Regions from separate parts of the Homo sapiens genome. Here region 2 is linked to region 1. Evidence: chromatin contacts called from ENCODE Hi-C data. All regions are on one chromosome and are shown on one strand. The core of a region is the stretch at or near the end of the contact, and the rest is flanking DNA. Distances in the headings are between cores, read along the strand shown. Region 1 has its middle 44 kb from the start of KDM3A. Region 2 overlaps RNF103-CHMP3 (RNF103-CHMP3 readthrough).

Evidence for each region. Hi-C counts contacts between places; a loop is a spot of excess contacts on that map. Pooled maps may share reads with other maps.
Region 2: a map of Caco-2 shows a loop between it and region 1 (30-fold over the local background). The contact joins two enhancer-like sites. A Hi-C loop is called at or near these places in 2 of 168 maps with a recorded cell type or tissue (Caco-2 and Calu3) and 5 of 50 pooled maps.

Annotation. Positions count from the first base shown.
Region 1 is chr2:86,394,197-86,399,876 of GRCh38, forward strand. No RefSeq gene overlaps it. Among named protein-coding and RNA genes, the nearest start is that of KDM3A, 44 kb to the right of the region's middle. Within about 2 kb of position 2,180, at least 3 of the 41 ENCODE cell types and tissues checked have a DNase peak (open chromatin) inside an H3K27ac peak, as active enhancers do.
Region 2 is chr2:86,671,595-86,677,385 of GRCh38, forward strand. All of the region lies in intron 2 of RNF103-CHMP3 (RNF103-CHMP3 readthrough), which reads right to left. Among named protein-coding and RNA genes, the nearest start is that of RMND5A, 46 kb to the right of the region's middle. Within about 2 kb of position 4,202, at least 4 of the 41 ENCODE cell types and tissues checked have a DNase peak (open chromatin) inside an H3K27ac peak, as active enhancers do.

The DNA of each region.
Region 1 (5,680 bases), core at 930-3,429:
TAATCAGAAGAGAAAAACCTTGATACAGCTCTAGAGGTTAAATGCCTTGTCTGAGGCTACATGGCTCACAAGTGGTGACAGCTGGAGTCAGACTGCCAACTGCAATACTGTCCCCTTGGCCACCCGAAGTAGCTTCCCAAAGGCATATTTATATCAGCCACCTGCAGAGTCCTTTCAGTGCACAGAGACAAATTAGATTCATCTAGCCTGGGCCAAGGTATAGGGCATAGAGTAGGGTAGGTAAAGGCAAGGATATCAGTGGGTCTTGGTACAGGATGATTTTGTTGAATTCCTAAGGACCACATTCTCAATGGTGATGCCCACATTATAATATATACTGAAGCAATTATTGATAAAATGATATAATTTCTAAAATTTGCTTTAAATTAGCCAGGAAGAGAGAAACCAGTGATGAAATAAGATTGGCCATGTGTTGATAACAGTTGAAGCCTAGTGATGAAAATATAGTTCATTATACTGTTTTTCCACATACTAAAAAGTAAAAAATATATTCTATTCACCATGGCAGACCACATTATGGGCCATGCACCTATCTTAGCAAGTTTAAAACAACAGAAACTACACAATATCTGCTCTCAGACTACAATAGAATTAAATCAGAAATTGATAAAAGAAAGATAGCTAGGGCCGGGCACGGTGGCTCACGCCTGTAATCCCAGGACTTTGGGAGGCTGAGGCGGGTGGATCACGAGGTCAGGAGTTCGAGACCAACCTGGTCAACATGGTGAAACCCCATCTCTACTAAAAACACAAAAATTAGCCAGGCATGGTGGCACGCACCTGTAATCCCAGCTACTCGGGAGGCTGAGGCAGGAGAATTGCTTGAATCCAGGAGGTGGAGGTTGCAGTGAGCTGAGATCATGCCACTGCACTCCAGCCTGGGTGACAGAGCAAGACTATGTTAAAAAAAAATCATTATTTTGTTGTAAATCCAATATTGTTTTAAATTATTTAAATGTCACTTTAAATGTTGTTATAAATCCAGTTCTCTTCACTCCGCATCAAACAAGGCAAGGTGTGATCACACAGACTATTTGGGGGTGGGTGGCTGTGGGTCGTCATCTCCACAGTGCTTGGTTTCTCTTCTCAAATCTACAGCTTGGAGTAGGTTGATTTCCCTGCCTGTTTCCCAGGGAAGCGTTGCACTACCCATATGGCAGCTTTCTCATACTCCCTGTCTGCATTCCTCTGTTTCCCTAAATGAATGGAATATCTTGGATGAACTACTGCAAGGTCCTTTGGGTCTCTCCCACACAGTTTTGGCTCACTGCAACCTCTGCCTCCTGAGTTCAAGCGATTCTCCTGCCTCAGCCTCCTGAGTAGCTGGGATTACAGGTGCCTGCCACCACACCTGGCTAATTTTTGTATTTTTAGAAGAGACTAGGTTTCACCACGTTGGCCGTGCTGGTCTCGAGCTCCTGATCTCAGGGGATCTGCCCGCCTCGGCCTCCCAAAGTGCTGGGATTACAGGCATGAGCCACCACACCTGGCCCGATAATTCTTTACTCCTAGAACTAACTTCCCAAGATGTACTATACACACACTCACTTCCCCCAACCCCCACTCAACATACACATACACAAGACTCACTTACTGCCCCATTCCCTGGAATTGGTAGCCTCTATCTCCAGAAATATGGGATGTGAGAATGGAGGGTATAAAAGAGAAGGGAAGTGTACAAAAAATGCACAAAGTGCATAAATAAATATCCAAGGGATTTAGAGGGTGGATTAAATGCCAGCTTTTGTTCTTCCTATGTTTTGTGTGTCTGAGCCCAAGGACAAAACCTAGATGGAAGAATCAAGCTTGCTTACTTACATCCAGCACTCAGAAGGCAAAGCTGGGGTTCGTACCAGGAGCTGTAGCTTGGGTGCTTTCCTCAAAATGGTTATATCTGCCTCATAATCAGATCCCAATTTATCTGTCTATTGATTGCCTGTTGGTCGTAGTTTTCAGTGCTGCTGCAAGATCTGGTTATTTTCTTCATCTTCGTGGACAAAACACTGGAGGCAGTATTTTGAGGACTGCTACTCCTTCCCATGCTATTCAATAAATCTCCCCCAGTTCAGTCAGAAACACTGAGAAGTTACCCTGTGCCAAGCCCTGGATCAGGTGGCACAGGCTCCATGATCATTGTGTATGGGTGAGCTCATAGTCTAGAGCCAGTGCCAGCCGTGGGACTCGGTTAATGCCTCAGCAAACCTCCTGGCTCTCTGCCCCCCACCCCCTTCGCCCTTCGCTGACTTTCCCTTCATGACCCTGGTCTTTCCGTTGTGCCCGTTTCTATTTGCATAGACAAATACTTTAGCTATGCACCTATCTTGATTCTAGAAACTTAGGCTGTGTTTCAAGAAATGGATTGTTGTGGTCTCCATTTTGCCTCTGGAGCAGTGCATAGTCCACAGGGAGGCAGCATAGTCCACAAGCCAGGGTCCATGCTGAATTCCAGATAGAGATAGCAGCTGTGTGGCCTTGAGCTTCATGTCTCCAGCTCCCTCATCTGTCAAATGGGGATAATAATGTGCACCTGATAGAATTTTGTGGTAAGAAAATGAGAGGAAATATATTACAACACAAAGCACAGTCCCTGAAACAAAATGAAAGCTGTATAATACTCTTTTTCTTCCCCATCTTATACATAATGTGAAAACATTCCCTAAAAAACTTGGTTTTGGTCGGGCGTGGTGGCTCATGCCTGTAATCCCAGCACTTTGGGAGGCCAAGGCGGGTGGATCATGAGGTCAGGAGATCCAGACCATCCTGGCTAACACGGTGAAACCCCGTCTCTACTAGAAAATACAAAAAATTAGCTGGGCGTGGTGGTGGGCACCTGTAGTCCCAGCTACTCGGGAGGCTGAGGCAAGAGAATGGTGTGAGCCCGGGAGGCAGAGCTTGCAGTGAGCCGAGATTGCGCCACTGCACTCCAGCCTGGGCAACAGAGCGAGACTCCATCTCAAAAAAAAAAAAAAAAAAAAAAAAAAGAAAGAAAAAACAACTTGGTTTTGCCAGTATGACCTGTGAAGCTTTTCTGTATTCCTAGAAAAGAGTATTGTGTGAGTTGGATGACTGTGTGTGTGTGTGCACGTACACTCGGTCACACATGCACACTCTCCAGGTCTGCTAAATGGGGAATGCTAAAGTTAGTCTATTTTTGTTTGTTTGTTTGTTTGTTTGTTTGAGATGAGGTCTCACTCTGTCTCCCAGGCTGGAGTGCAGTGGCGTGATCTCAAGATCTCCTCCTGGGCTCAAGTGATTCTCACACCTCAGCCTATCAAGTAGCTGGGATCACAGGTGCACACCACCATGCCCAGCTAATTTTTGTATTTTTTGGTAGAGACAGGGTTTTGCTATGTTGGCCAGGCTGATCTCAAACTCCTGAGCTCAAGCGATCCTCCCACCTTGGCCTCCCAAAGTGCTGGGATTATAGGCATGAGCCACCATGCCTGGCCACCAAACTTAGTCTGTGTGTGTATGTGAGTATGTGATGTGCATATGCTCGTGCACACTTGCATGCCTGTCTTGGAGAAAAGAAATGACTCAGTTAAATTTGATTCGGATAATTGTCTAATAAATTAGTCTTTAATCAATCAGCAGGTCTTCCTAAAACCCTCACTTGCTCTAGATGCCAAGAGGCACAGATTGATAGAAAATATATCTTCTGCCTACAAGGATTTGCTGGTCAAAACTCTTTAAATTAGCTTAGGCACAAGGGTAAAATGTATTGGCTCAGGGAGAAAGACTATAGAAAGAGTAGGTTCAGCTGGATCCAGGGCTTAAACCGCCAGGACTCTCATACTGTCCTTGGGGCTCTGTTCTTATCTCCTTGCTAGCTTTGTTTTCTTAGACTGGCTTCTCCATAAGATAAGGGATGTGGCCGTGGGCAGTCCCAGCATTACATCCACACCGTGTGCAACCACAGCTCTCCTTTCCAAGTTTGAATGATAAAAATCTAACAAGAAAACTCTGATTGGCCAGGCTTAGGTCATGTGTCAATTCCCGGCCCAAACCAAGCCCTTGGGAGTTAATACTCCACTTGTGTCACCTGCATTCACTGGTGGCCAGAACACAGAGTATCACAAATGGCAGACTCATGTGGCTAGGGGGCAGTTTCCCGGAAGAAGGATGTTGCTATTATGAGCAGATGAGATAAATAATTACCTACGACACAGATGCATGCTAAATTTTGCAGTGGAGGAAATTAAGTCAGTGAAATAGTAAGTCGGTATTTTTTGAATTCTATTTTGATGGTGTCGGTGATATATTTATATAACTTTTACCCAGTTGGAACAAGCTATTTGCTTTTTGATAATATAAATGAACCACTTTAGTCAAAGTTTCATAAAAAAGGTATATTGATCCAGTTATTTTCAGCAAATTACTGTGGTTTTACAGCTCAATGCATGCCCATGAGATGAGTATTTTCTCATTTACTTTATAGTAACCTTTGTTAAGAGACTTATTAAGTCATAGCTTGTGGTACAAAGAATTTAAGTCATCTCTCCTCTCTATTCCACAAATGTCTAGGGCTTCTTTCTTTTTTGACCACTAATGCCTATAATTTCCAGTATTAATATCTTCTGACATGAACACGATAACATGAATCTACTAGATATAAACAGATGTAACAGCCATGGAATCCATTAGTGATGCTTTCAGAAAAAGAAATTTGGGATCCCAGGATCTGTCCCAACATTTGTAATATCTTGGGATAGGACCAGAAATTATGCAAGACTAAATAGAAGGCATGGATGGTCTTGGACTTACATATGGACTCAACTTACTGAGGTGGTGGTGAAATGGGGAGAGAGTGAATGAGTCAAGAATTGCAGAGACAAGATCAAGAGGCCTTGGCAACTGCTTGGGAAGGGGAACAAAGTAGAGGGAGGAGCCTGAGATGACACTGAAGTGGGGTGGAGGAGCAACTCACAGAACTAGGAGACAGGGAGGGGAAGCAGGTTGGAGGAAGAGTCCATTCCAGACACGGTGAAGACGAGCTACCAGGATTTGTTGGTAATATGGGAGATTTGTTGGTAATGCGAGATTGAAGCTCAGGAGAGAAAACAGATACTGGCTGAGCCATGATGGCGAGTAAGATCAGCAAGTCAAAAAGTGTAGAGAGAGAAGAGAAGACAAAGGAACTTTGAGGAACACTCCCTTAGTGACTGGAGGAAGTACTTGGAGCCAGAGAAAGAAGCAGAGAAGGAGCATCAGAGAGAATGCAGACACTGGAGAATGCCGTGTCGCATTAAAGAGCTTTGGAAGGAGAGTGGCCCATGGTGTCAAATGTGAAGAGGAGCCTGAGAAGGAGTCCCTGAAGCCAAACTGGAAAGTCTCTGCTAGGTTGGTGCAATGGACTGAAAGTGTGTGTCCCCCCACCCCACAAATTCTTATGTTGAAGCTCTAATCCCAGTGTGATGATATTAGCAGTTTGTGCCTTTAGGAGGTGATAAGGTCATGAAGGTGGAACCCTCATGAATGGGATTTGTGCCCTTATAAGAAAAGGTCAGAGAGTTAATACACTCTCCCTCGTGAGGATGTAAGAAGTCAGCTGTCTGTCACTGGAGGAAACCCTCACCCGAACCCAACCATGCCAGCACCTGTTCTCTGATTTCCGGCCTCCAGAACTGTTAAATTTGATTCAGATAATTTAAGAAAACTG
Region 2 (5,791 bases), core at 2,952-5,451, 280 kb after region 1:
AGTTCATCTGCAGAAGGCCTTCAACACAAGTGTTCATAGCATGAATTGGTTATGAGGTGATTGATCGATTAGAAAACATGATCTGTGTGATATTCCAACTGCTATTATTATACCCTCATCTAAAACTAGCAAGTAGAGCAGGAAAAACATAGTTGGAAACAACACCAGCTGCAATGTCTGAGTGACCTCATGCTTTGTTTATCAAAGCACTGGGTGATAACGTTGATAAGAATGTGTACGAGTTGTTCTAATGATAAGGGTGGTGGAGATGGTAAAAGAAGGGTCATCACTCTTGAGAAAGAGCCATATATAATGTAGAAATGGAAGACAATTAAAAGCCTAGAAACCCTTAGATTCAGACTAGGTTAATATTAAATGGTGAGAAGTGTTGGAATAATAAAATACAGATCACTATATAATAAACTTCTCTATGAGAAAAGGAGGAATCCTAAGGAAGACTAAAGAGGTCAGGGAAGGGCCTTATTTAAATTGAAATCGATTAGATAACTCATACGAAATGACTTTTTTTTCTAGGTCATATCTGTCAAATGACAGCAATTTCATATGATTCTCTTTAATACATAGGCTCTGTCTTTTGTTATGTCAAATGAGAAGCAAGATAGTTTCTGAGATATTAAATGGCTAATTACAAAGTTCCTGTTTAATATCCCAGGAAGGTTTTTTTTTTTTTTTTTTTTTTTTTTTGAGACAGGGTGTTGGCCTGTTACCCAGGTTGAAGTGCGGTGATGCAATCATAGCTCACTGTAACCTCAAACTCCTGTGCTTAAGTGATCCTCCTGCCTCCTGTCCCCCAAAATGCTGGGATTACAGGTGTGAGCTGCCATGACCAGCCCTTGGAAGGTAATATTTAATTGCAACTACATAGTAGGATTTGGGAATGCTTCAAGAAGAGGTATTTGCAATGGGTATTGAAGGCTGTTTGAATTAATGATGGAGATGGAATAGAAAAATATTCCAGATCAAGGACAGTAGCATAAGAGAATGCATGAAGAATAGAAGAGAATGGGTATAGTATTCTACCATATATATAAGAAAGGAAAACAAAGTGCATATTATTTACTTGTATAAATTTTTTAAATTTCTGAATACTCACAAAAAAACTCGTATCAGTGGTTGACTGTTTGGAATGGTGTGGATTCCAGGTGGATAAGGACAGAGGTGGATGGAAGATTAACTACTGGAACTAGAGTTTAAGGTCGCAAAGAGGATTTAGTGGACAGCAGGACTAAGATCTTGTTAGATCAGCAGAATCTTGAATGCTTTCCTATGAGGTTTATAGTTTAGTTTCTTAGTAATGGAGAGCCACTACAGAACTCTAAACACAAGACGGACATAATAAAATCTTCATGGAAGGCTTCAGAGTTTGTTCTGCAACACTAAAGTGCAAGAAATGTTACATTCCTTTGTGTTCCAAAATCAAATCAAATTTGCTTCAGCCCCCATTTGCCAGAGTTGGCAAAAAATCCCAGTCTCATTGGACATGGCAGTGGTGAGGAGGCATTCTTCCCAACCCCTCAACTCTGTTAGAATCATATGAGTTCTGAGAGCTTACGGGTTTCCTAAAGAGGAATCTTTCAGCCTGTGGTCTGAACTTTGCTCTCTCTTCCCACCCTAGGATCAGGACCAGCTACATAATTTGCAGGGCTCAGTATGCAATGAAAACACAGCCCCTTGTTCAAAAATTACTAAGAATTTCAAAATGGTAACAAGTGAGCATTACACCAAACACAGGGCCCTTTGGAGTACAGGGCCCTGTGTGACAGCACAGATCATAGGCCCATGAAGCTGGCCCTGCCTTGAAGGCAGGTAACCTAGGGTGGGACACACTTCTTTGCCAAACTGAGGTCTAGGAGTCTCAGCTGTGTTTTCCCCAAACCTGGTGCTCATTGTGTAGGCCCTGAACTCTTACCTCGTTAACACCAGCTGTGATTCTGCCACCTCCAGAGCACTGCTGCCCTGCTTCTTCAGGCCCTCCTCAATTTTTTTAATCATCTAAGGCTGGGTTCCCTGGAAGGAGAACCTGAAACAAGGATTTGGATTTAATAGTTTATTTGGGAAGTTGACCCAGAAGAAAGAGTGAGAGATAGGGGCAGCCGATGAGGGAAAGAGTGCAAGGCAATGTATAGATATATAAGTGAGCTGGACGCTGCTGACCACTGCTACTAGCGATTACTGCTGGAGTCAGAGGTGAGGCCAAGGGGATTTAAAGCGTTGAAAGTGAGGCACAAAAGGTATCCCTTACAATGCTTCCCAGACTTCAGTGTGCACCAATCACATACGGATCTTGTTAAAATGCAGATTCTGATTCAGTAGGTCTGGGTGGCACCTGAGATTCTGCATTTCTACAAACTCCCAGGTGCTGCTGGTGCTGCTGGTCTGTAGGCCACATTTTGAGCAGCAGGGCATGACACCATTACCTAGATGCACCTCAGCCTCAGCCCTCAGCCTCTCCTCCTGTCTTTCCAAGGGCTCAGACTTGGTATCCAACCTATTAGCACACAGAGACCTGGCTGCCAAGGATGGGGAAGGAGGCAGAGTTCCCTTTCTGTCTACAAGCTAGAAGACACATGATACTTAATTTCCTCATCAGGTTACCGGGACAGGTCTGTTTTGTAAAGATAACACAGGTGGCACTATGAGGCATGAAAAAGAACCACAGAGAGAGAGAGAAGGGCAGTTATAATCAGACAAGCTGATGAAGGCTGAATTGGGGCCCTTTGGGGATTAGAATGGAAGCAACCAGAGAGACTTTCCAGGAGTTGATTCAGTTGGCTGAGAAAGCCAACTGGATGTTAGCAGGAAAGTGAGAAGGAACAAAGTTCCAGAGTTTTGACCCTGGGATGTGGTTGGAATGATGAGGGTGCTATTACCAGAAGCAGATGGAGAGCAGCAACAGCTTGTGGGAGGAAAGGAATTCAGTTTTAGCCACATTAGGTTTTAGGAGCTGTATATCCATATATCTAGGACAAGTCCTAGGCATCTATCTAGGCAAGAAGAAATCAAATCAAAATGGTAAAAGAAATACAATAATGGGCATCAAATGAGTTCAGATATGAAGTACAAAGGTTTTCTAGAAATAAGAATGTGAGGCCAGGCACAGTGGCTCACGCCTGTAATCCCAACACTTTGGGAGGCCGAGGCAGGTGGATCACCTGATGTCAGGAGTTCGAGACCAGCCTGACCAACATGGTGAAACCCTGTCGCTACTACAAATACAAAAATTAGCCGGGCGTGGTGGCAGGTGCCTGTAATCCCAGCTACTTGGGAGGCTGAGGCAGGAGAATTGCTTGAACCCAGGAGGCGGAGGATGCAGTGAGCTGAGATCGTGCCATTGCACTCCAGCCTGGGGGACTACAGCGAGACTTTGTCTCAAAAAAAAAAAAAAAAGAAAAGAAAGAAAGAAATAAGAATGTGAGGACAAATGTTCACTGAGTGGAAGAAAACTAAAATAATGTAGTGTGGAGAGAGCTGTTTCGGTGGCATAGGGTAATGCTACTCAGAAGTCTAGGGGAAATAAAAAAAAACCTTTGCTTATAAGCAGGTATGTAGCATTTTCTTCTATAACAACCCATGAAAAATCTTTTGGAAAATCTTTGTGCAAAGCTTCCAAGAAAGCCGATCTGGTCCTTGCCATTGTCTGCTTTGTTGTTAAATATAGAATCTGAGGCTCTGGACTTGCTCATCTGGTATCTTTTATGAGTACTGCTTGTACATAAAATATTCTTCTGTGTCCCATTTAGTGTAGTCAAATGAATATATTTAGGCATGCGAGGTTTTTTTCCCTTAGGGCTTTTTTTAAACTGACAATTTTATGAGGAAAAAATTCATACCTATAAAACAACCTGCTACAGCTTTTTTGGATGTTTCTCCAATCCTTATCAGTGTAAACATATATGATGTACATCTTCACTTTAAGATTGGCTGTGAATCATTGGTGTGTAGACTGTTTAATGACCACATATTCCTCCCATCCCTTTTCTTATCCCCCTTCACCCTAGCTTCACCTCAGCCTCAACCCTCAGCCTCTCCTGCTGTCTCTCCAAGGGCTCAGACTTGGTGCCCAACCTATTAGCACACAGAGCCCTGGCTGCCAAGGATGGGAAAGGAGGCAGAGTTTCCTTTCTGTCTGCAACCTAGAAGACACATGGTACTTAATTTCCTCATCAGGTTACCTGGACAGGTCTGTTTTGTAAAGATAATACAGGTGGTAGTATGAGGCATGCCACCTAGAGGTGAAGTTGATTGCGTCTCCTCTTGAATCTCTGTTGGTCTTATGAACGGCTTTGCCCAACAGATTGTAGTTTCTGCTCTTGCCCTCCTGCAATGCTGCTGTCGTCATGTGAAGGAGCTTGGAATAGCCTCCTTGCTATGACAGACCATGTGGAGACAGAAAGGCCCACTTTCAAACACCAGACATGTGAGCAAGGCCTTTTTATACCATCCAACTTGAGTTGAGCTACTAGATGACTATAGTCACAAGAGTAAACCCAGACCAGGCCAACCAAGAGACCATTTAGCTGAGCCCAGCCCAAATTGCTGACCCACAGAATTGTGGGTAAATAAAATGGTTCTTGTTTTAAGTCATTAACTTTTAGGTAGTTTGTACATAATAATAGATAACTGATATAATTTGGTATCTGATATTTGCATTCTGATTTTGGAATCAACATTAATTTTTATATAATTTTTCATGTATTGAATAAGTTGTAAGATAATTTAAAAAGACCATACACAGTTCTATTATATTATCTTACCATACTTTACTTAAACTTTTCGCAATAATTGGACTTTTGGTTTATATAGAGTTTTTCATTTTTATGGATAATATTGTTCTAAACGTATTTGTACAAATGGTTTGTAAATTCTTTCCTGTTGATTTCTTAGAAAAATTTCTTACCAAAAGTGAATTAGTAGAGGAAAGAATGCCAAGTGTTAACTCTCTTTACATATTACTTGACTGCTTTCCAAAAGATTTTTATCAATTTATAGGGCAGCCAGCTGTGTACCTGTCTCCCTGTGCCCCCTCAGCAATTTTTTTTAATTTAGCAATATTTTTTTACCGAGGGGGATGGAGTTTTGCTCTTGTTGCCCAAGCTGGAGTGCAATGGCATGATCTCAGCTCACTGCAACCTCTGCCTCCCGGGTTCAAGCAATTCTTCTGCCTCAGCCTCCCAAGTAGCTGGGATTACAGGCGTGCGCCACCACGCTCGGCTAATTTTTTGTATTGTTAGTAGAAACAGGGTTTCACCATGCTAGCCAGGATGTTCTCAATCTCCTGACCTCATGATCTGCCTGCCTCAGCCTCCCAAAGTTCTGGGATTACAGGCGTGAGCCACCACGCCCTGCCTAATTTAGCAATTTTTAAATTGAGATGTGCTATGATCTGAAAGTTTGTGTCCCCCCAAAATCTGTATATTGAAATCGTAATCCCCAAAATGATGGTATAGGAGGTGGGGGCCTTTGAGAGATGATTAGGTCATGAGGTTAGAGCCTTGTGAATGGGATTAGTGTCCTGATGAAAGTGGCCAGAGAGATACCCCTTGCTATTTCTGCCATGTGAGGTTACAGCCAGAAGATCGTTAACCCTGAGAAAGCAGGCCCCCACCAGACACTGACTCTGCCAGTGCCTTGATCTTGGACTTCCCAGCCTCCAGAATTATGAGAAATAAATTCCTATTGTTTATAATCCACCTAGTTTATGGCATTTTGTTATAGCAACTCAAACGGACTAAAACAGGGTGTAACATATATGTGGCAAAGCATACAAATC